Regions from separate parts of the Homo sapiens genome. Here region 1 is linked to region 2. Evidence: read pairs that join two places in POLR2A ChIA-PET (ENCODE). Cell type or tissue: CD4-positive, alpha-beta T cell. All regions are shown on one strand. Each heading gives the region's core, and the rest is flanking DNA. Links, peaks and the distances in the headings are about the cores only.

What was found. ChIA-PET counts read pairs that join two places held together with the same protein. Peaks named below come from ENCODE experiments on the same cell type or tissue, not always from the same donor. Only the 100,000 strongest peaks of a DNase experiment are listed, where the experiment ranks them.
Region 1: POLR2A ChIA-PET joins it to region 2 with 6 read pairs; 2 of 35 experiments call an interaction of 5 or more read pairs at or near these places.

The regions. Positions count from the first base shown.
Region 1 is chr1:40,562,385-40,574,724 of GRCh38, forward strand. LOC105378673 (a long non-coding RNA gene) reads left to right here and starts at 805. Exons shown (of 3, transcript XR_947235.2): 1 at 805-1,275; 2 at 5,598-5,663; 3 at 5,932-6,182. In CD4-positive, alpha-beta T cell, for the core only: no CTCF peak of the experiment used is centred there; no DNase peak of the experiment used is centred there.
Region 2 is chr1:41,398,574-41,410,913 of GRCh38, forward strand. No RefSeq gene overlaps it. Among named protein-coding and RNA genes, the nearest start is that of FOXO6-AS1, 29 kb to the left of the region's middle. In CD4-positive, alpha-beta T cell, for the core only: no CTCF peak of the experiment used is centred there; a DNase peak (open chromatin) is centred at 5,868; H3K27me3 peaks cover 731 bases.

The DNA.
Region 1 (12,340 bases), core at 3,323-5,822, 840 kb before region 2:
CATAGGAGGAGTAAGTAGAGTAAGAAGAGGGCTTAGGTTCCAACCTGGGGAACCCCAACATTGATGAGTAAAGGAGATTGAGAGTGATCAGAGAGGTAAGAGAAAAACCAGGTTACTATGAGAGGAAACCAGGTTACTATGAGAGGAAAGAGTTTTGAGGAAGACTGTGTAGTCAACAGGGCCAAATAATGTCAAGAAATCAAGTATAAAAAGGATTGAAAACTTTCCATTGGATTTAGTGGCAAGGAAGTCATTAGTTATCTTAATGAAGATGAATTTCTGAAATTGGAATTGCTGGGTCAAAAGATGTTTAATAAATATTGCCAAATTGCTCCCCAAAAAAAGTTTATAACAATTGATACTCCTTCCAACGGCATATGAGGGTATCTGTTTCCTCATACCCTCACTAATGAATATTATAAGTCTTAATCTTTGCCCAATGGGTTGAGAGAAATAATGTCTCATTGTTATCTGAATGTACATTTCTTTTTCTTTTTTTTTTTTGAGATGGAGTATTGCTCTTGTCGCCCAGGCTGGAGTGCAATGGCGCGATCTTGGCTCACTGCAACCTCTGCCTCCCGCCTTCAAGCAATTCTCCTGCCTCAGCCTCCCGAGTAGCTGGGATTACAAGCATGTGCCACCATGCCCGGCTAATTTTGTATTTTTAGTAGAGGCGGGGTTTCTCCATGTTGATCAGGCTGGTCTCGAACTCCTGACCTCAGGTGATCCACCCGCCACGACCTCCCAAACTGCTGGGATTACAGGCATGAGCCACGGCGCCCAGCCTGAGTGTCCATTTCCTTGATGATTTGTGAGGCAGCATATGTTTTTGTCTGTTTATTGGCCATTTGTTTTTCTTCTAGGAATTATCAGGTCATTGTCCATTCGTCCATTTTTTAACCAGAGCATTTTATCTTTTTCTGACTGATGTTTAAGAGCTCTTCAGATTATTAAGGTTAGTGAGCCTCTGCATATGACACATGTATCTTTCTACATTTTTTAAATTGTTCTTTTAATTATTCTTATGGCTTGAGGCGAACTCTGAGGTTATCTACCGCCCCCAGTGTTGCCAGGTGGACCCTGTGTACCACATGCATTGCTGTAGATGCTTGCTCACCGAAGAGGAATTCCTGTTCATTGGTGTTTTAGGAACCTGTTACATTCAAGGATGTGGCCATGGACTTCACCAAAGAGGAATGGGGGCAACTAGACTATGCACAAAGGGCCTTTACAGAGAAGTGATGCTGGAGATCTATGGCAACCTGGTCATAGTGGGTGAGGACAACTACTCTTTGGAGAATTCTGTTTTCCTTGGTTGTAAAAAGCTGTGGACTCTTAAGTGTTTAACAAAGCTAGGGCTTGAGATTCAAATATCAGAATTTCCAAATCGTGACTGAAGAAATAAAATGCTTCTATCTAAGTAAAAACTCAAGTTTCAGGGCCAGATGTGGTGGCTCACTCCTGTAATCCCAGCACTTTAGGAGGCCAGGGCAGGAGGATTTCTTGAGCCTAGGAGCCTAGACCCTGTCTCTACAAAAAAATTAAAAATTAGCTGGGTGTGTTGGCACATACCTGTAGTCTCAGCTACTTGGGAGGCTGTGGTGGGAGGATTGCTTGAGCCCAGGAGTTTGAGGTTTCAGTAAGCTATAATTATGCCACTGCACTGGACCTGGGTGACAGAGCAAGACCCCCACCACCCCCTGAAAAAAAACCCTCCAAGTTTCTACATCCCTATTTGTTTTCTTTTCTTCTTTCTTTTTCTTTCCTTCCTTCCTTTCTTTCTCTCTTCTTTCTGTCCTTTCTTCCTTCTTTCCTGAAATAAATATCCTTGTACTTATATTTTTGAGTATTTGTTCCAGTATTTCTATAGGATAAATCTCTGGAAGAGGAATTGATGGATCAGAGATTTATATATCTACTATAAATTTGCCCCCTGAGAAGTTTGAATTAATTTCTATTCTTGTCATGGGAATCCCCGTTCTCCACACTCTCACAACTCCTAATCTTTTTATTCTTCACCTACCTGAAGAGTGGGGAAAATACTATCTCACTGTCTTTTGATTTGCCCCCTTTCTCTCCCAACTTGTTCTCCCTCTATCTTCTCTTTCTCACAATAAAGTGGAAACTGCATCCTTCAAGTTGCCTAGGCCAAAAACCTTGGAGCCACCCCATTTTTCTTTCTCTCTCACCACCAGATCAATCCGTCAGCAAATCTGTCAGCTCTACTATCAAAGTACATTCAGAATCCAACCACTCCTCACCACTTCCACTGTTGTTACCCTAATTAACCCACTGTGCCTCTCTGTCTCCCCCTCCCTTTCTCTCATTTTGAAGAGCCTCCTACTCTCCACATCCCAGCCTGTTTTACATGTGGCAGTCACTGCGATTGTGTAAAACACTCAGTCAAATCAAAACCTTCTCAAATCAATGCTCTTCAGTTAGCGAATACACAAACTGGAGTATATCCATGCTTTGGAATTCTACACAGCATAAAAAGAATGAACTATTGATTCACACAACAATTTGGATAGATTTGAAGGGAATTATGCTAAGTAAAGAAAGGTAATCTCAAAAAGTTACATACTGTGTGATTTAATTTCTATAACATTCCTGAAATGACAAAATTATCAAGATGCAGAACAGATTATTGGTTGCCAGGGACTGGAGAGAGGAAGTGGGAAGTGAGATGGGTCTGGCTGTAAAAAGGGTAGCACAAAGAATCCTTACGATAGAATAGTTCCTTATTTTGTTACACAATTCTACACAGGTAATAAAATTGCACAGAACTAAATACACACACAAATTAGTGCATATAAAACTGGCGACATTTACAAAGACATATGCACACATATGTTTATTGCGGCACTATTCACAATAGCAAAGACTTGGAACCAACCCAAATGTCCAACAATGATAGACTGGATTAAGAAAATGTGGCACATATACACCATGGAATATTATGCAGCCATAAAAAATGATGAGTTCCTGTCCTTTGTAGGGACATGGATGAAGCTGGAAACCATCATTCTCAGCAGACTATCGCAAGGACAAAAAACCAAACACCGCATGTTCTCACTCATAGGTGGGAATTGAACAATGAGAACACATGGACACCAGAAGGGGAACATCACACACCGGGGCCTGTTGTGGGGTGGGGAGAAGGGGGAGAGATAGCATTAGGAGATATACCTAATGTTACACGACGAGTTAATGGGTGCAGCACACCAACATGGCACATGTATACGTATGTAACTAACCTGCACGTTGTGCACATGTACCCTAAAACTTAAAGTATAAAAAAAAAAAAACTGGCGACATTTGAATGAGGTCTGAATTGGTAACATCATCTTACATGTAAACCAAATTATAAAAATTAGATTTGAAAATATATTTATTCTACAGAAATTTTAGAAAATACAGATGCTTAAAAATAAAATGTAGGATGGAATTTCACTAAGTGTATTCTCTTAAAAAATGAAATATTAGCTGGGCGTGGTGGTTTATGCTGGTAATCCCAGCACTTTGGGAGGCCAAGGCGGGCAGATCACCTGAGGTCAGAAGTTTGAGGCCAGCCTGGCCAACATGGTGAAACCCTGTCTCTGCTACAAATACAAAAATTATCCAGGCATGGTGGTGCATGCCTGTAGTCCCAGCTACTCGGGAGGCTGAGGCAGAAGAATTGCTTGAACCCAGGAGGCAGAGGTTGCAGTGAGTGGAGATCATGCCAGTGCACTCCAGCCTGGGCAACAAGAGTGAGACTCCATCTCAAAAAAAAAAAAAAAAAAAAGGAATATTATTCAGCGCTAAAAAGAAATGAGCTATCAAGCCATGAAAAGACATGGAGGAACTTTAAATGCATATTACTAAGTGAAAGAAGCCAAACTAAAAGGCTACATGTGCTGTATGATTTCAGGTATATGACAGTCTGGAAAAGGCAAAACTATGGAGAAAGTAAAAATATCAGTGGTTTCCAGTGTTTAGCGGGGAGGGAGGATGAGTAGGGAAAGCACAGATTGTTAGGGCAGGGAAATATTCTTTATGATACTAAGATGGTGGAGACATGTCATTATACATTTGTCAAAGCCCACAGAATGTGCAACACCAAGAATGAAGCCTAGTGTTAACTATGGATGTTGAGTGATGTGTGGGTGTAGATTCAGCAGTTGTAACAAATGTACCATTCTGGTACAGGAAGTTGACAGTGAGGGAGGTATGCATGTATGGGGGCAGGGTATATGGGAACTCTACTTTCTTTTTTGAGATGGAGTTTCGCTCTTGTCACCCAGACTGGAGTGCAATGGCGTGATCTCGGCTCACTACAACCACCACCTCCCGGGTTCAAGCGATTCTCCTGCCTCAGCCTCCCAAGTAGCTGGGATTACAGGCGCGCACCACCACGCCCAGCTAACTGTTTTGTATTTTTAGTAGAGACAGGGTTTCACCATGTTGGCCAGGCTGGTTTCGAACTCCTGACCTCAAGTGATCTGCCCGCCTCAGCCTCCCAAAGTGCTGGGATTATAGGCATGAGCCACTGCGCCCAGCCAAGATTATCTCTTTATCTTTAAAGAGGTTTAGCAAAATCCTCAGAGGCAGAAAAATGTCCTGCCATTTCACTAAATGTATCTAAGCATGAGTTTTTTATGTTTTTCCTAATCAGGACACATTATGCTTCTTTCTTGGTGCTATTTTCTATTTTATTAATTTTTAAAATCTTTACTAAATCCTTCTACTTATTTTAGGGTGTTTTTGTTTGTTTTGGGGTGTTTTTGTTTGTTTAGTTTTTAGAGAGACAGGCTCTTTCCCTGTCACCTAGGCAGGAGTGCAGTGGCATGATCATAGCTCACTGTAACCTTGAACTACTGAGCTCAAGGGATCCTCCCATCTCAGCCTACAAAGTAGCTAGGACTACAGGCGCACACCACCACTCCTGGCTAATTTTTAAATTTTTTTGTTGGAGATAGGGTCTTGCTATGTTGCCTAGGCTGGTCTTGATCTCCTGGCCTCAAGTGATCCTCACATCTTGGCCTCCTGGACCTCTGGGATTACAGATGTGAGTCACTGCACCTGGCCTTCTTCTATAAACTTCTTTTAAGTTTATAATTATTTTTCTAGTTTCTTGAGTTAGAGCTTATTTATTCTTATTTTCTAATAAATGCATTTCACTGAATTAAATTTTCCCTGAATACTTTGGCAGCATCCTGTCCAGAACACAGTTTGGCAACATATATCAAAAGCCTTTAAAATGTTTCTGCCATTTGACTTAGAAATTTTACATCTAAGAACTACATTAAGGAAATAATCAGATGAATGATGTATAAAAGGTATATATTACCATGTTATTTTTAGTATTTTTTAAAAAAGGAAAAATTTTACATTACAATAACAGAAATGTTTTTCTGTAAATTATAATATTTATATATGATTCATTATTCTCTAGCAAGAAAAATTATATTTTTGGATTATTTTTAATGACAGGTAAATGTACATAAGTTATAGCAGGATGTTAAAGATACATACATATAAGAAAAACCTGGAAAGACACTAATATATTAATAGTATCAATGAGTGGTTTTTATTTTCTATTTTATGCTTTTCAGGATTTTGCAAGCCATCTTGAATGTTTCCCAATACTATTGCTTGGCAAATAGCAAAAGTAAGCAAAAGTAAGTGTAACTGGTTTATTGTAGAGTGTCAGCTCAATGGCGCATATAAGATTATGAAATGGTTTTTTTTTCCAATCACTGCTTTCAACCATATTCTATTGAATTCCTCAAATAAATTAATGTATGAATAAATATTGAATGGGAAAGAAAAACCTAGAGGGAGGGCTTTAAAAAAGAGAGGTTTTCCCCTTTACCAGCTCCCAGAGGAAGAATACAAATGGAGTAAAATATTACAAACTGTTGAAAATATTTGCAATTCATATTACAGACAAAGGGATCCATTGCCTTATTTATCAAGAGCTCTTAGAAATCAAGAAGAAAAAGCATGGAAAATATGAAGAGACTTGTCAGAGAGAGATACAAATGATCCTTAAATTTTTGGAAAGGTGTTCTACCTTTCTCATTATATGAGAAATGAAAATCAAAACCATACTGAGACACCATTTCCTACCTATCAGGTTAGCAAAAAATTGAAAAGGTTTTTTTTTGTCTGTTTGTTTTGTTTGTTTGTTTGTTTGTTTGTTTTTTGAGATGGAGTCTCGCTGTTACCCAGGCTTGAGTGCAGTGGCACGATTTCGGCTCATTGCAACCTCGACCTCCTGGGTTCAAGTGATTCTCCTGCCTCAGCCTCCTGAGTAGCTGGGACTACAGATGCATGCCACCATACCTGGCAAATTTTTTGTATTTTTAATAAAGACAGGGTTTCACCATGTTAGTCAGGATACTGTTGATCTCCTGATCATGATCTGCCTGCCTCGGCCCCCCAAAGTGCTGGGATTACAGAAATTGAAAAGTTTTAAAACCCATTGTTAGTGAGGCTGTGGAAAAACAGGCATTCTCAGACTGCTGTGGGCAGGCACAAAATAGAATAATTCCTTTGGAGAGCAATTTGACAGCATCTACCAAAACTGTAGATACACTTGCCTTCCAAGACAAACACCCCATTTCTGGGAGTTTATCCCACAGATACACTTGCACATGTGCTTTGAAAACATTCGGCATTGTCTCCATTAGTAAAAAATGGAAAACAACACAAATGTATGTCAATAGAGGACTGGCTTAGTAAACTAGATATCCACATAGTGGAATAGTATGCAGCTCCAATGAAGAGTAAGCAAAATTTCCTCATTGAAATGGAAATATCTCCAAGATATGTTATTAAATGAAAAAATGCAAGATAAAGAACAATGTATGTATGTATGTATATATAAATATATTAAATATGTACACAGAGTATTTTGTGTAAGGGAGAATGAGAATTATATCCATATTTGCTTATATTTGCATAGTGTCACACTGGAAGCCTAAATAGGAACTAATAAAGTCATTTAATAATCAAAACTATATTTAAAAGTTGTCTGGGGAAGCAAGGGTAAGAGTGAGGCTTTCCTGTACTTCTTTTTCACTTTTAAATATAGTTTTGATTGTTGAATAACTGGAACACATTACCCATTTTTTAAATATAAACAACAGAAATGTATTTCTCACAGTTCCAGAGGCTAGAAGGTAGGGATCAGAACCTCGCCAGAGTCAGGTTCTGCTGAGGGCCCTCTTCTGGTTACAGATTGTAGCCTCCCATAGCAGAGAAGGCTACAAGGACCCTGGTTTGTTTTGTTTGTTTGTTTGTTTGTTTGTTTGTTTTTGAGACGGAGTCTTACTCTGTCGCCCAGGCTGAAGTGCAGTGGCGTAATCTTGGCTCACTGCAACCTCCACCTCCCAGGCTCAAGCAACTGTCCGGCCTCAGCCTCCCGAGTAGGTGGGATTACAGGCGTGCGCCACCATGCCCAGCTAATTTTTGTATTCTTAGTAGAGACAAGTTTTCACCATGTTGGCCAGGCTGGTCTTGAACTCCTGACCTCAGGTGGTCTGCCCACCTTGGCCTCCCAAAGTGCTGGGATTACAGATATGAGCCACCATGGCTGGACCCTGTTTTTTAAATTGTGCTAAATGAGAGCCAGTGGGTTTTCAGTATTTATTGATATTAAAATATTGTTTTTCCATATTAACTTTTTTTTTTTTTGAGACAGAGTCTTGCTCTGTCACCGAGTGCAGTGGCACTGATCTCAGCTCACTGCAACCTCTGCCTCCCGGGTTCAAGAGATTCTCCTGCCTCAGCCTCCCGTGTAGCTGGGACTACAGGCACCTGCTACCATGCCCGGCTAATTTTTTGTATTTTTAGTAGAGATGGGGTTTCACTGTGTTAGCTAGGATGGTCTCGATCTTCTGACCTCATAATCTGCCTGCCTTGGTCTCCCAAAATGCCTTATTAACTATTTATGTGATTTTTTAAATAAAATACTTTATTTGTAAGTTTTACACCTATAGATTTGTCTGTTTTTGTTTTTTTTTTTTTCTTTTTTAAATTTGTGTGTGCTATTTTAGTCAGGATTTGGTATTATGGTTATTTGGTCTCCAAAATGGAGTATAATCCACCTAAATAAACTAGAAAAAGAAAAGCAAAAATAAAGCAAGCAGAATGAAAGAATAAAGTTTAGCCGGGTACAGTGGCTCACACCTCTAATCCCAGCACTTTGGGAGGCCGAGGTGGGCGGATCACCTGAGCTCAGGAGTTCGAGACCACCCTGGGCAACATGGTGAAACCCTGTCCAAAAATTTGGCCGGGCGTGGTGGTGCGCGCCTGTAGTCCCAGCTACTCAGGAGGCTGAGGCACAAGAATCGCTTGAGTCCCGGGAGCAGAGGTTGCAGTGAGCCAAGATCACGGCACTGCACTCCAACTTGGGCTAAAGAGTGAGACTCCGTCTCAAAAAATAAATAAATAAAAATTTTTTAAAAAGTTTAGAGCAGAAATCAATGAAATTGAAATCAGAAAAATAGAGAAAATAAATTAAACACTGATTCTTTAACAAGAAAGACAGAGAAGACACAAATTGCTGACATAAACAATGACATAAACAATGAAAGAGGGGACATCACTACTTTCCCTTTTTACAGACAGTAAAAGGATAATAGAGAATCCTAGGGACAACTCTGTGCACACATATACAACAACTTAGATAAAATGGACCAATTCCTTGAAAGACACAAATTATCAGAACTCATTCAAGGAGAAATAAAGTGAATAGTCCTGAATCTATTAAAAGATCTAATTCATAGCTTCCAAAAAGGAAAACTTGAGGTCAAATGATTTCACTGGTGAATTCTTCCAAACATTTGAAGAAGAAATAGCAGCAATTCTTCACAATCTCTTCCAGAAGATAGAGGCAACACTTTGTAGCTCATTTTATGAAACCAGCATTACACTTGTATCAAAACTAGACAAAGACACCAGGCATGGTGGCTTACACCTGTAATCCCAGCACTTTGGGAGGCTGAGGTGGGGGGGGATCACCTGAGGTCAGGAGTTCGAGACCAGCCTGGCTAACATGGTGAAACCCCGCCTCTACTGAAAATACAAAAAATTAGCCAGGTGCAGTGGCGGGTGCCTGTAATCCTAGCTACTCAAGAGGCTGAGGCAGGAGAATTGCTTGAACACAGGAGGCAGAAGTTGCGGTGAGCTGAGATCTTGCCACTGCACTCCAGCCTGGGCAACAAGAGCAAAACTCCATCTCAAAAAAAAAAAAAAAAAAGAAAAAGAAAGAAAAGAAAAAGAACAAAACTAGATAAAGACATCATGAGAAAAGAAAGCTACAGATCAATAACCTTCATGAACATAAGTGCAAAAATTCTTCAGCAAAATCTTAGCAAATCAAATTTAGCAATATATAACATGACACGTCACAACCAAATGAATTTTATCCCAGTAATACAAGGCTGGGTCAGTACTTGAAAATCACTGGGTGTGATTGCAGCACTTTGGGAGGCCAAGGCGGGTGGATTAATTGACATGAGGAGTTCAAGACCAGCCTGGCCAACGTGGTGAAACCCCGTCTCTACTAAAAATACAAAAAATTAGCCAGGCGTGGTGGTACGCACCTGTAGTCCCAGCTACTTGGGAGGCTGAAGCAGGAGAATCGCCGGTGTGGGGAAAAGAAAGAGAAATCAGATTGTTACTGTGTCTGTGTAGAAAGAAGTAGACATGGGAGACTCCATTTTGTTCTGTACTAAGAAAAATTCTTCTGCCTTGAGATGCTGTTAATCTGTAACCTTGCCCCCAACCCCGTGCTCTCTGAAACATGTGCTGTGTCCACTCAGGGTTAAATGGATTAAGGGCTGTGCAAGATGTGCTTTGTTAAACAGAAGCTTGAAGGCAACATGCTCATTAAGAGTCATCACCACTCCCTAATCTCAAGTACCCAGGGGCACAAACACTGCGGAAGGCCGCAGGAACCTCTGCCTAGGAAAGCCAGGTATTGTCCAAGGTTTCTCCCCATGTGATAGTCTGAAATATGGCCTCGTGGGAAGGGAAAGACCTGACCGTCCCCTAGCCCGCACCCCCGTAAAGGGTCTGTGTTGAGGAGGATTAGTATAAGAGGAAGGAACGCCTCTTTGCAATTGAGACAAGAGGAAGGCATCTGTCTCCTGCCCGTCCCTGGGCAATGGAATGTCACGGTATAAAACCCGATTGTATGTTCCATCTACTGAGATAGGGGAAAACCGCCTTAGGGCTGGAGGTGGGACATGCGGGCAGCAATACTGCTCTTTAAGGCATTGAGATGTTTATGTGTATGCATATCTAAAGCACAGCACTTAATTCTTTACCTTGTCTATGATGCAGAGACCTTTGTTCACATGTTTATCTGCTGACCTTCTCTCCACTATTATCCTATGACCCTGCCACATCCCCCTCTCCGAGAAACACCCAAGAATGATCAATAAATACTAAGGGAACTCAGAGGCTGGCAGGATCCTCCATATGCTGAACGCTGGTCCCCTGGGCCCCCTTATTTCTTTCTCTATGCTTTGTCTCTGTGTCTTTTTCTTTTCCAAGTCTCTCGTTCCACCTAACGAGAAACACCCACAGGTGTGGAGGGGCAACCCACCCCTTCAGCTGGAACCTGGGAGATGGAAGTTGCAGTGAGTTGAGATCAAGCCACTGGATACCAGCCTGGGCGACAGAGCAAGACTTTGTCTCAAAAAAAAAAAAAAAAAGAAAGAAAGAAAAAGAAAAAGAAAAAGAATAAAAGAAAGAAAATCAATGTAATGTACACTTATATAAACATTAACTCAAAATGGATCATAACAAAACTATGCGATTTAACACATCCTCAAAAAGTTACACGGAAAGTTTCCAAATGGCCCAGCAACTCCACTCCTAAGCATACTCAAGAGAAATGCAAACGTACACCCACACAAAAACCTGTACACAAATGTTCATAGCAGCAGTGTTCATATCAGCTAAAAAGTTGAAACAACCGAAATGTTCGTCAACTGATGAGTGGATCAATAAAACATGGTATATACACACAATGGAATATTATGAAGCTATAAAAAGAAATCAAGTACTGATATCTGCTACAACATGGATGAATCTTGAAAACATGCAAAGTGAAAGAAGTCACAGAAGAACACATATTGTATACTTCCATTTACATAAAATGCCCAGAATAGGCAAATTTACGGAGACAGGGTGGGTTAGTGGTTAGTGGTTTAGGACTAAGGGTGGGAAGTAGGGAAGAGGATTGATTGGTAATGGGTATGAAGTTTCTTTTGGGGTGAATGATAATGTTCTAAAATTAGTTTGTAGTGATGGTTATACGATCCTGTGAATATACTAAAAAACATTGAGGCTGGGTGTGGTGGCTCACGCCTGTAATCCCAGCACTTTGGGAGGTCAAGGTGGGTGGATCACCTGAGGTCAGGAATTCAAGACTAGCCTGACCAACATGGTGAAACCCTGTCTCTACTAAAAATATAAAAATTAGCCTGGTGTGGTGGTGGGCGCCTATAATCCCAGTTACTTGGGAGGCTGAGACAGGAGAATTGCTTGAACCCGAGAGGCGGGGGTTGCAATGAGCCAAGATCTCACCACTGCACTCCAGCCTGGGCAACAGAGCGAGACTCCATCTCAAAAAAAAACCAAAAACCAAAAAAATTTACTTTACATTTTAAATGAGTGACTTGCATGGCATGTGAATTACATTCTAATACAGCAATTAAAAAAAAAAAAAAAGACCAGAGGCCCAGTGTGGGGGCTCATGCCTGTAATCCCAGCACTTTGGGAGGCGGAGGTGGGCAGATCACCTGAGGTCAGGAGTTCCAGACCAGCCTGGCCAACATGGTGAAACCCCGTCTCTACTAAAAATACAACAATTAGCCAGGTGTGGTGACACATGCCTGTAATCCCAGCTACTAGGGAGGCTGAGGCAAGAGAATCACTTGAACCCCAGAGGCGGAGGTTGCAGTGAGCCAAGATCGTGCCACTGCACTCCAGGCTGGGTGACAGAACGAGACTCCAGCTCAAAAAAAAAAAAAAAAAAAAAAAAAAAAAAAAAAAAAATCAGAGACCTGAATGTAAAACATAAAATTATTATAAAACTCTTAGAAAAAAAATAGGAGAAAATCTTTATAAGCTTTAATTAAGCAAATATTTTTTTTTTTTGAGAGCATCTCACTATGTTGCCCAAGCTCCCTTCAAACTCCTGGGTTCAAGCAATCCTCCCATCTCAGCCTCCTGAGAAGCTGGGACTACAAGTGTGTGCCAAAGAGCTGTAACATATAATATCAAAAGCACAATCCATGAAACAAAAAATTGATAAATTGGATTTCATCAAAATTTA
Region 2 (12,340 bases), core at 4,330-6,829:
CCTTACTTCCAAGGCTGGGAAAGACCCTTGGGGAGCAAGTAAAGTCGTTTGGTGAGAGTTGGTGGGAGAAAGAGTGGCCTATTAATTAATAACTCAGAATGTCATAAGGCCACATCAGCTATTGAGCTAGGGACTCCAACCTAAGGCTCCTGACAACCCAGGACTTCCAGGCCCTCATAGTTGCCTTTCTGAATTCCCCAGAGAGCATTCTTAGCAAATTTGACCATTTGCTTCTGAAGTTAGAATTGTCAGGGCTTTCTGAACGTGGCTGGATGCATCTTGCCCTGTCCCCTGGGCCCTTGTCTTTCCCAGATCCAGTGTGAGGCCCATGTAGGGCTCGGCTGTGACCTACCATCCCGGTCTGAAGGCCACTGTTAGGCCTGTCTCTTCTGTTCAGAGGTTTTTGAGCCAGGAGAGGATCCTAGGTCTCTAGAGAGAGAAAAAAAGTCCAGGCCTGCCTGTGGGCCAGAGTCCTGAGTATGCTTCAAGGCTGACCCCAAATTCCGCCGGGTGGAATAGAGGTGCTTGCGTTTCTGGCTCTGGTTCCTCAGCTTGGCAGCTGCCATGGGCATCTGGCACAGAGAAGACAGAAGCCAGCATGGCCAGCACACCAGGGCAGCCCTCCCAGCCCTGGAAGCAAAGGGTTAACAGGCTAGGGAAGGAGGGAGCAGCAGTCCTTTGGCTAAGGAGCCTTGTTAATTGATTCCCTCATTCCCATTTGTTCCTGCTAAAGAGAGACAGATGAGACGGAGCCCGCCAGGCCCGTCTTGGCACCCGGCAGCTTGGCTGGGCACAGCTGTGCTCATGGCTCTGGTGTCTCTGTGGGGGAGGGGCCGGTCGTAGCGGAGGTGAGGAAGTGGGGCAGTCCCATCGCAGACCCCCCGTGCCCCTCTGCTCACTTCCCTACAGGCAGAGATGATTTCAGAGCTCTTTGGAGAGGACAGATCTTCTACTTCACCTTGTGGCACCTCTTTGATCTTTCTGCCTGCGCTGTCACCACCATGGGCTGGGAGCCCAGCAGCCAACACCGGAGGCAGCTCCCTCACCATGGGCTCCTGGTGGGACCCTGCCAGCCTGAGGCCCAGGCAAGGTTTCTGCCTGGAAGAGGGTCAGCTCTGGTCCATGAAGTTTAGTTCTGTGCCTTGGTGAGGCAGGCTGAGGTCTGTGTCACTGAACCTCGCCATGGCTGCAGGCTCTGTCTGAGCCCCCGGGTCCTGACCTGCTTTAGACCCAACTTTTTATCTGTTCCTGCCTCGTCTTCATCTCAGCCAAACTCGCTGATGCCTATAAAATTGGGTTGTTTTGGATTGTGACAGACGAGAGCCTGCCAGCTTCCCCTAAGAGAATGAAGTCTGAATGTCACCATGTAGTCAAGCCTGAGACCCTGGGGTTCACATGTCTGCCATGCTCTACCTGCATAACTTGGTCAGGCCATTTTTACCTCCGTGAGGCTTGATTTTTCTCACAGGGAAAATGGCAGTGATATTAGTACCTATCAGTGGTAGATTGCAAAAGTCGCCACAATTCCCCATCCCTCCCTGAGTGCGCCTCATGGCAGTAAAATTTGGCAACTTCTCTCATTGCCTTGAATCTAGGATGATCTTGGACTTACTTTGGCCAACAGAATGTGGTGGAAGTGACAGAGCCAGTTCTGAGCCCAAGCCTAAAGAGGCCTTGTATGCTTTCCTCCATTCTGTTGGAGCCCTGCCCAGCTGCTGTGTGAACAAGCATGGGCTATCCTGCTGGATGAAGAGAAATGTACGGCTCAGTCACCCTCAGCATGCAGATGTCAGCCAGCCAACCCCCAGAAGCAGAGCCACTTAACTGACTAGCAGCTGACTGCAGATGCATGAGTGAGCCCAGCAAAGGCCGGAAGAAGAGCTCAGCTGAATTTCCAAACCACAGAATCATGAGCTTAATAAGCAGTGGTTGTTTTAGCTATAAACATTGGGGTAATTTGTTATGCAGCAAAAGCTAACTGATACACTATCACTAATCACTGTCGTGTGGATTAAATGAGAAAATATAGTAAAGGACTTAGCAAAGTGCCTGGTACAGAACAGATGATCAGATAATAGAGCTTCTATTACTGTTGCCCAGGGTAGAGTCATTGACCACATATTAAAGCCTCTTGTATTTGAGATTGTTCTCTCATTGGCACTCAGAAGTTAAGAGACCTATCCCCTCCATACACTTTTGTAGCAGTGATGAAAATAACAGATAACATTACTGAGCACTTACTAAGTTCCTGGCTCTCAGGCTTTGTAGCAGGTGTTTTTTTTGTTGTTGTTTTGTTTTGTTTTTGGTATTTTTTTTTTTTTTTTGAGACAGGGTCTCACTGTCACCCAGGTTGGAGTGTAGTGGCATGATCATGACTCACTGCAGCCTCCACCTCCCAGGCTCAATTGATCCTCCCACCTCAGCCTCCCGTGTAGATGGAACTACAGGTGAGCTTCACCACACCCAGATAATTTTTGTATTTTTTGTAGAGAGGGGGTCTCGTCATGTTGCCCAGGCTGGTCTTGAACTCTTGTGCTCAAGTGATCCTCCCAATTTGGCCTCCTAAATTGTTGGGATTACAGGCATGAGCCACTGCACCCAACCTGTAGCAGGTGTTTTAGATACATTTTCTCTTCTAATCTTCACTCAACCTTAAGAGACAGGCAATCATATTTATATGTTATTTCATTTTGCACACCCATCATTTTATTTTTTATTTTTTGTAGAGATGGGGTCTCACTGTGTTGTCCGGGCTGGTCTCAAACTCCTAGGGTCAAGCGATTCTCCCACGTTCGTCTCTCAAAGTGCTGGGATTACAGGTGTGAGCCATCATGCCCGGGCAACTCATCACTTTAAACCCAAGCAAATGGAGGCTTGGAGATGTGAAATCTAACTTGCCCAAAGTTATACAGCTAGTGAGCCTAGCAAGACCCTTTCACTCTTCCGAAAGCAATGGACTATCCTTTACTTTTGTATGCTTTGACAATTCAACTCCAATCAGCAGGCATATCCTGGTAACCCCAGGCTCTGGGCATATCGGAGTCATCCTCACACTTTCACCAGATGTTATAGTTAAGCTCAGTTAGATCCCCACCCCACACCCCACCACCCCACCATCCCACCATCTCACCACCCCACCACCCCACACCTGGACGCTGCTGAAGCTATATTCTTTTCTCTGTCAAGACAATGCGTTTAATCCTCTGTTCTCACTGGATGCCTTTTGGGGGTCACAAACTCTTCTCTGGCTGCCCCTCCTGGACCTCCAAATGACAAGTTACTGAGTTTTCCACCCTTCTGCAAACTTTTCCTTGTTCTCATGGTTTTGTTCCATCTCTCTAGTCAGAACTTCAGCTGACACTCAAGGCGTATAAGGAACACTAGGGACATTATCTGCTCAGCACCCTTCCCTTCTCTTGGGAATCACAGCCCATCCCAGCCCCCTCCAGCCCTGTGGTCATAGTGTGAGCTGCCAGGCTCTTATAGGAACCCCACTCCTGGCCACAGCTGATTGGCCCAAGAGGGGCACATGGTTGAAGCCCCGCCAATTAAAGTTCTCCAAGTTTTTGGACTGGAAATGCAAGAGAATGTCTTTCTTTTATATCCTATAATCATATACAAATTGAGAGGATGCCATTATGAATTTTTCCATATTTCCTTTTTCCTGTTTCAAAGGAATTTCATTGCTTTTGTGTGTGAATAGTTTTTAGATTAGTACATCTTTCTTTTTTAATATATGGATTTCTGGGGTAGTCTTTTCCCTCTTCACAAACTATACATTATCACATTTCTTCACATTTTTAGGCCAAAGGTGGCCAGGTCGGCCCTATTGAAGAGAAAAAGTTTAAGATAAAATTTGATTCTGATTTTCAAAAAAATCTAAGGGACTGTGGCCATGTGTCCTGGCTTGGGGAAGAAGCGGGTCTGCAGCTGGGAAGGATGAACTGGCATTGGAGAGACTCTAGAGGAGCTGCTCTCTGGGCCATTCCTGTGGGTTAGTTCCATGGATTCTGTGAGCCAGTAAATCCCTCTTCGTGCCTATGGGAGGCTGAGTAGTGTTTCTGTCACTTAAAAACCAGAGTTCTGATCGGGTTCCCTGCCATATAGCCTTTCCATACATTTCTTCCAGAGTGGCCAGGGCAACCCTCCAGAGAGTGAAGGCAAAGGGCAGCCAATGAATGTTCCTCCCCTGGAGAGAGAAGTCCCATAGGCTAAAGTCCCATCTTTAAAGATGATTCACAAATCACTCCTGTTTCCCAATCTTAGAAGTAGGCACCAGGCCAGGCACGGTGGCTCACACCTCTAATCCCAGCACTTTGGGAGGCCGAGGCGGGAGGATTGCTTGCACCTAGGAGTTCAAGACCAGCCTGAGCAATTTAGTGAAATCTTATCTCTAAAAAATAAAGATAAAAATAAGCAAATCCAGGCATGGTGGTGCTTGACTGTGGTCCCAGCTACTCAGCAGGTGGAGGTGAGAGAATTGCTTGAGCCCGGGAGGTCGAGGTTGAAGTGAGCTGTGTTTGCACCACTGCTGTGTTTGCCTGGGTGACACAACAACAAGACCTTGTCTCAAAAAAAAAAAAAAAAAAAGGAAAAAAGAAATAGGCACCACAACCAATCAGAGACCCAGATGTCACACTCTCCCCTTTCTTTTACCATCCATGTCTAGGCCATGAATGAGTCCTGGCAATTCTGTCTCCCTAAATTATCTCAAATCTGACCACCTCTCTCCATCTCTGTCACTGCCCTGGGCTCACAGCATCCTCATCGCGGCTCTGAACCTCTGCCGTGACTTCTACCTGGGCTGTTCCCTGAGCACGTGCATTCTCCACAAGCCAGCACAAGTGTCCTCAGCATGCCCATGGAGATCAAATCACATTGCTTCTTTTCTTAAAGTGCCAAGACTTTCCACCTCCCATTGCATCTGGAATAAAACCTCCCGTTCACACACACCCATTTGCCCTGCTAAATCCACGGTGGTCTCCCTCCTGTACTTCCAACACAGTCCCTTTTCTCCCTCCCCAGGACACTGGCCCTGTCCTTCCCTGGGCTTGGAGCTCTCTCCCCTCACGGAGAGTCCAGCTCCTTCTCTTTGCTTAGCTCTCACAGAGTCCATCCCGATCCTCCTTCCTAAAGTAAGCCTTCTCCCCAGTTATTCTGTGACCCTGTCTCTTGTTTGTATTCATCACAGCATCATTACAACCCAAGTTATTTTGTTTGTTTCCTTGCTTGGAGTCTGCCCCTCTCACTAGAATGTAAGCTCAGTGAGGGCAGGAAATGGGTCAGCCTTGTTCCTAACATAGCACTTGGTACATAGATGGGTTTGAGAATTTTTATTGCATGACTAAGTGAGTAGTTGAAACCAGGCAGGGAGGCAAATTATCCCCATTCCACAGAACAGAAAGTTGGGGCTGGCACAGAACCAACAAATAGCAGCAAGGGGTCTGAAGCCCGGGTGTGTGTGAGGAGAGAGCCTCTGTGCTTTCCAGAACAGCCAGCATTTGTGTCACGTTTGAATTTACAAAGCAAGCCCATGCCCGTTATTTTAATTGATGTTTCCCACTCAGTTCATTCTCCCAATCTTATAAATGAGGAAATGGGAGCTTGGAGGGGACTCATGCATGGCTGGTCCAAGGGGCTCTGCCTTCAGTGGGAACTTCTGGGGTCTCACAGGTTTCTGGTGCCCCTAAGCCTGTCATGATTGGAGGGACTCAGCCGAACTCCCCCTGCCCAACCAGGATCCCTGCCTACAGGGCACCACCTCCCTCTACCCCTGTGCAGCCCGCCTGCCTGTGTCTGTCACATCAAGTTCAAGTGATTCATGTGGCAGCAGCTCCTGGTCTGCCTGTCGGCACGTCAGCTAGTCCTGGTTACCATGACAACAGGATGCGAGGCACCAGGGCATCAGTGGGCTGTGGCTCTCTGAGGGGCAGTGCCATAGGCGAGGGAGGGGGCTTGTTTCTTCCTCCTGTGGGAAGCTTGGCAAGGGCTGCAGCCGCTGGGGGCTGGGTGGCCCCTCCCTGCCTCCGTGCCTTGGCATTTCCTTCCTGCCATCTGTGCTGGGAGCTGGGGGAGGGGCTGGAGTGCCGTCCCTGGTGGGAGGGGTCTGGGAGCAGATGGGTAGGAAGAGCAGCCCTTCCCATCTAGGCTACGCCCCCACCCCGGTTCCAAAGACTCTCCCAGGGCCCTCAGCACACCACAGCCTTTCTTTCCTTGGCATAAATGGGAAGTTCAAGACCCAGTGCAGTCAGAAAATTGGTCTCTGGTCTTGGAACAGAGCCTAGTGAGGGAGGAGGGGCTCTTCGCGGGAGGGTCCTGAGGGAGCTAACCTGCTCTGTGCCAGAGCCTGGCTGGGACCTTCTCTCAGTCAGTCTTCCCAGCAGCCCTGTGGCTGAGTGTCACCATATCCCATTTACAGAGGGGAGACTGTGCTTCAGAAATGACAGCTGGAAAGTGGCAGCACAAGGATTCAAACCCAGGTCCACCTGGCTCCCAACCTTGTTCTTGCTGGAACCCTTGCTGCTGCCTTAGAGAGGGAGGGACTCCTCCCTGCTCAGCCCCTCCATCTAGTCAGCCCACCCCTACCAGAGAGGTGAAGGCTGGGGGCGAGCCCCTGGAAGGAGCGCTGCTCTGCGATTCTGGTGCCTGGGTTTGGGTCACAGTTCTAGAGCAGGCTGTGAGACCCTGGCGGGTCTCGGCCCTGCTCCAGGCCACATTCCCTTGCCCAGGAACTTTGAGATGGCTGGAGGGGAGGTGAGGTGTTGCTCAACAGTGCATATGGGGCTATTGTCCTGTCCCAGGGAGAGGGCTGGGGCTGGGCCTAGGATAGGTGACAGGGACCGGGATGTGGCCAAAGAAGGAGTCTGAGTTAGCAGGAAGAGCAGTGGTTTGCATTCACAACGGGACGTCCGAATGGAACACTGCTCATTTGGAATTGCCTCTGAGAGTCATTGGTGCCCCAAACCCCCATGTTCTAAAGTGAGAGGCAGATCTCTTCAGGCCTCGCAAGACTGATGACCTCAAGCTGGTGTGGCCCATGGCACACACTTCTATGCTACCTTAAGGTAGGCGAGAGTGACAAGTGTGGGGAGGGGAAAGACAACAAGGATTCCTTGGTCAGTATGCTCTACCTGGGGAGGGGTGGGGTGTGCCCCCCTAACTACTCCCACCTTAATTTGGGTGAGGGGTGGTGCTTCAGGAGAAACACTGGCAAAAGCTGACAGAAGTGTTCCCTAGAATTTGCCCCTGGCTTGAAAAGAGTCTAGATGGGGGTGGTGGCTTGGAGCCCAGACTCCACCAAGCCCAGGTTCTTCCACGGGTCAGAGTATCCGTGGGTCAGAGTGGACGAGGCACACTGCACAGAAGGTTCTACCTGCCTTGCGAGGTGACTTCTTGGAGTCTGAGTGGAGAGAACCCCAGAAACAGGAGCTGGGGCAGGAACAGTGGGGTGATCTCTGCTGCAGACCCATTGCCCACGTCAGGGAAATGCCGGTTGAGAATCTCAGTGAGGGGCTCTGCAGAGGTCCCACAAGGAGTGCTCTGCAGAGAGGACCCCTAAGCCCTAAGCTTCCTGGAGGACCAGGCCTCCCAGCCCCATCACCTCAGCTTTCTCAGCCGTAGCCAGGCCTGGGCTAGAGAGAGGAAGGACTCTTTAGATTGAATGAGACATTGAAGTTTTGATGCTAGATGAGATTGGAAATTCTAACTCATCAAAATGAAATTGACAGTGCCTGAGAGTGCCCAGAAAAATGATGGGATCTGCCCCAGGAGCAGGACCCACAAGAGCAAGCTGTGAAGAAGCATCTTGGGCGGTGCTGAGGAAGAATCAAGGGGCTTTCCCATCTGGCCCTATTAGGGCCAGCCATTCCCGTAAGCTGGTCCCTTCGGTGGGTGTCCTGAAGAGGTGGCGATTTAACCCCTTTCCAGGCCCCTCGCCCTCCCGCTACTCCTCGCCTGTTTCCTCCCAGGACTGAGCCTAAACTAGGAGGGATCCTGGGGTGGCTGCCTCTCCCCTTCCACTGCCCCCCACAGGGCTCCTTTCGGCTCCCTCCCTGCTCCTCCATCCAGCCCCCAAATCCCCCAGCCACTCCTCCACTGGCCCTAGGTGGCTCTCCCTTTTTCCTCTTCTCCCCCTGCCCACTCTAGAGCTGATTTTGGCTTCTTGGACCTGAGTTCACCTTCGAAGTTGGGGCAGGCTGGGTCCCGTATTCACAAATGGACCAATATATCTAATGGTCCAATAGCCTCTGTTACAGATAGGGAGATTGAGGCCCAGGAAAGCAAGTGAACTTCCTAAGGCGATGCTGCAGCTATACTCCTGGCAGAGGCGGGTTAGAATCTAGGCCTTCAGCTCTTCTCCTGGGCTCAGCGGAGTATCTGGGGCTCCCTGGGAGAGATGGCTGGGCCAAGTCTTGGACAGATCCCACTCGCCACCCCTCCCTGCCTTGCAAAAGCACATCCAGAAAAATCATAGAGGACAGAGGGCTAGAAAGATCCCTTCCCAGGGGGCCTCAGGCTCCGTCGGCATTGGCAGAGATGTCAGCACCTGGCAGTCACCTACGCCCCATGCCCAGCCCTGAGGTTCAGTGGGCCACTGAGACCCTTGGGGAGCTGGCTGTCAGAGCAGCTTCTGCCAAGGGCTTCCGCAGTGCCTACTGCTGTGGACTCCAACCAGGTGGGGTTTAAAAGCACAATTCCTGGAGTTAGATCTGAGTTCAAGTCCTGTCTCTACTGGTTAGAGTTGTACCTCCGTGGGCAAATCATGCCACCTCTCTGAGCCCTGTTGTCTCACAGAAAGGAACAAGGCACTGGGATTCAGTAGTGAGGATAATGAACTGATGCACCCCAGGCAAGTATCCCAATGTCTGGCTTTCCAGGCATCTTCTAGTCCCCTGAAAGAGCTCTGTCATGGCAGACTTTCCTTGTGAACAGTATGGTGGAGATCCAGGGTTGTGGCTCCATCCATCCTTCTCATGTTCACCCTGCATGGAGCCCCCAGGGTCAACCCATCTATTTTAAAACTTCTTTTCCTCCCTCTGTCCCACCATTTCCATCCATTTTATCCCCCTCTCCCTTTTTCAGAAATGACATAATTAGAGGGGTTTAATGTTCTGCTGCTGAAATCTTCATTTTCTTGGGTAATTTCCACTATTTCATCAAGGAATAATTAATTGCATTGTCTTTAATCAATTGTTTGACAAATCCAGCAGCGGGAGGAATTCTCCCACCATCCCCGCAGCTGCTCTCCCCTCCTGGGTGAGGCGCCAGCTCATGCCAACAGGAGCGCTTGGCTGCCAGCGCTGGGGTGGGTGAGTGTAGAGGAGGGGCCCCCAGTTTCCCCAGCCTCCTGTGGGGGAGGGGAGCCCAGGCAGCCAGGAATCCACCCAGCAGCCACACGGGGAGCACCCAGCTGAGCTCAACTGTGAGCTCGGCCTCCTCAAAGCCCAGTCAGGTCGGCGGCGGTGGGGGGTGGGGGGATAGATCCCATTTAGCAGATGCAGAAGCTGAGGCTTGAGGAGGATCACAGGGACTGAGAGATGGAGAGGGACTCAGGTCTCTCGGGCTCTGAGACGCAAGACAGGGAAGATAAGATCCAAAACTGAATCTTAGAGATGGAGGCTGGTTACCAGTAACTGGTAACCGGGAGAGAGGAAAGAGGAGAAGGGAAGGACGTCCCCAGGCAGAGGGGGAAAGTGATAGTAGTAATAGCGAATGTTTTTATGGTACTCATGAAATGGCAGGTCCTGTTCTAAGTATTTTATCATCTCAATAACCCTGGGAGGTGGCCCCTCTTATAACCCCCGACTTACAGGTGAGGAAGCTGAGGCTCACAGAGGTTAAGTGATGTGCCCAAGGTCACACAACTAGTGAGGGGCGTAGCAGTTGTGCATTTATTCACGAACAGTGCTGCTTCCCCCAGCCACCCTGTGACAACAGACGAATCCTATTTCACTCGTGGAAAGCCCAGCCCCACTGTGGCCAACCACGTGCCCTCATGATCTCCCCTTCAAATGCCTCTTTCTCCTGTCCTTCCCACTGGCCCATTGCTCCAGCCTACTGATCTCCTTACTCTCCGCCCGCCCCAGGGCACTTGCTCCTCCTTCCAGGCTCTTCTTACAGGATTGCTCCCTGACTTTATTTACATATCTGCTCCAATGTCACCTTCCCAGGGGGACTCAGCCAGGCCCTCATCTCAATAAGTATCAGCCCTCCCTCTCCTTACGCTATTTTATTTGTCTTCCTGGTACTGATTCATGAATCTATCCATGGTGGGCGTTAGTGCTTTCTGCCAAATACGTCCTGCTCCCTATCTTCTGGGTATGAGTAGGACTGTACTTTCCCTCCCCTCAGAGATGAGTGTGACTTGTGATGGAAAGTGAAATAGGACAGACGTGTCCTGTATCATTTCCAGGGCTTCGGATGGGGCTTTTGGAACGATTGGGCCATTTGCCTTGTTCCCTGTTGTGGAAGTTGGGGATGGAGCCTCCTTCAGCCTGGGCCCTTAAATGAAGACAACATAGAGCAGACTCCCCTGCGGGGAACCCCCAAAGGGCATGCAATGTGAGCGAGAAACAATTTTTCATGGCTTTACACCACTGATCAAAAACATTGCCCATCTGACTGATCCATTACTTAATACATTCTCATTCATTTTTCTTTCTCCGTGAGAACAGGGGCTTTGCTGTGTTAGCCACCCTATCCCCAGTTCCTAGAGCATGGCCTGGCATGCAGTAGGTGACCAGTAGATATTTGTTGAATGAATGAATGAATGAAGATCATGTTCTCTTGTGCAGGACTTTGGCATTTACCAAGTTCCTACATCTATATTACTTTATCTTCCCTCCAGCACCATGATGTAAGAAATACTTCCATTTTATAGATTCTGGAGCTGAAACCCAGAGGGGTTAGTTGAGCTGTTCCTTGACATGCAGCTAATAGTGGAGGGACTTGAATCCACATGTCTTAGTTCACTGCTCCCCCTCCTGCCCCCATCCGTAAGGGGCCTGAGCTATTCCTGCATCCCCACCCGTACAGTGGTACTCTTCCCTTTTTCCCTTACACCAGGCATTTGGCCTCTGGTGGGAGTGTGTGGGAAGGGGTGTTTCCTTCATGTAGAACCCATAGGTCCAGAGTCTACCCCTTTCTCCTCCCTTGTGGAGTTACCTGCCCATGCATGGGGTCACCTGCCTGTAGGATTGCTCTGTTGATGAACATTTCACCCAATTGAACAACCCCTTCCCTTCCATCTCTTATCCCTGCACCTCTCATACCTGGAGTACAGCAGAGAATGGGAGGGTATGCAGAGCCCCTGCGCTCACGCCACGCTCCCCATGGGAAAGGCACTCCCAGATCTAAGTCCGGAATCATAACCCTTCCTTTCCACATGGCTCCATGAACTCGGTTATCTGGTGTTCCTGCCTCCAGTGGGTCAGGAATAATAATTAGAAGGATAAAGTGGGAACAAACACATGGGTACAGTGACAAGCTGAGACAGGAAGATCATAAAAACACGGAAAGACTGGAAGAACACGGACTTTGGGGCCATTTACTGCAGGGGCAAGGCAAGGGCTCTAAGCTCTTCAGTAAAGCAGGAAGCATCATTTACTGTAGCCCAGACATTAATTAAAGATCATCCCACAAGCTGCTTTCCTGGGAAGTTACTTGATCTCTGTAGCCTTGAGATCCCTCCACTACTGGATGATCTCCAAGGCTCCTTCACAAAAGCTCGGCATCTGTATTGACACAAATCATACAATCAGACAAGGTTAAGTCATGTCCCATGTACTGTTTTTAAAAAGCAGGGGAGTCTATAATACCTTTTAGCAATATATCCATTCAAAGTGGATTTTAAATGCATTGACTTTAAAGGTCAACCTAAAGGTCTTCCATTTTAAGAACTTGTATGGGCTTTGTATACTGGCCACTGAGCAAAGCACTGGCGATACAGAGAAAGACATATCCTGCTTTCGAGCTGTCAGTCTAGTGGGGTGCAAGGCATATAAACCGATCAGTGCAATCCAACAAGATGCAGTGGGGCCAAGAGAGATACTAGAGCTTTGTGGTGGATCAGAATGGCTGGGTCTTGACATATTGGTAGGAGTTTTCTGGGCAAAGAAGGGGAAGAATATTCAGATACAGAGAACAGTGTGAGCAAAGGCACAGAGGCATGAAAATCTCTTGTGTTCAGAAATTAGAGGTGGTTCAGTCTTAGTGGGATATTAGAGTTGAGACAAACAAAAACTAGAGATCAGGCTGGAGAGGTAACTGGGGGCAATGATAAAAGGTCTTAAATGCCAGTCCAAGGGGTTTGGACCTTATTCTGTAGGCAACAAGGGAGCCA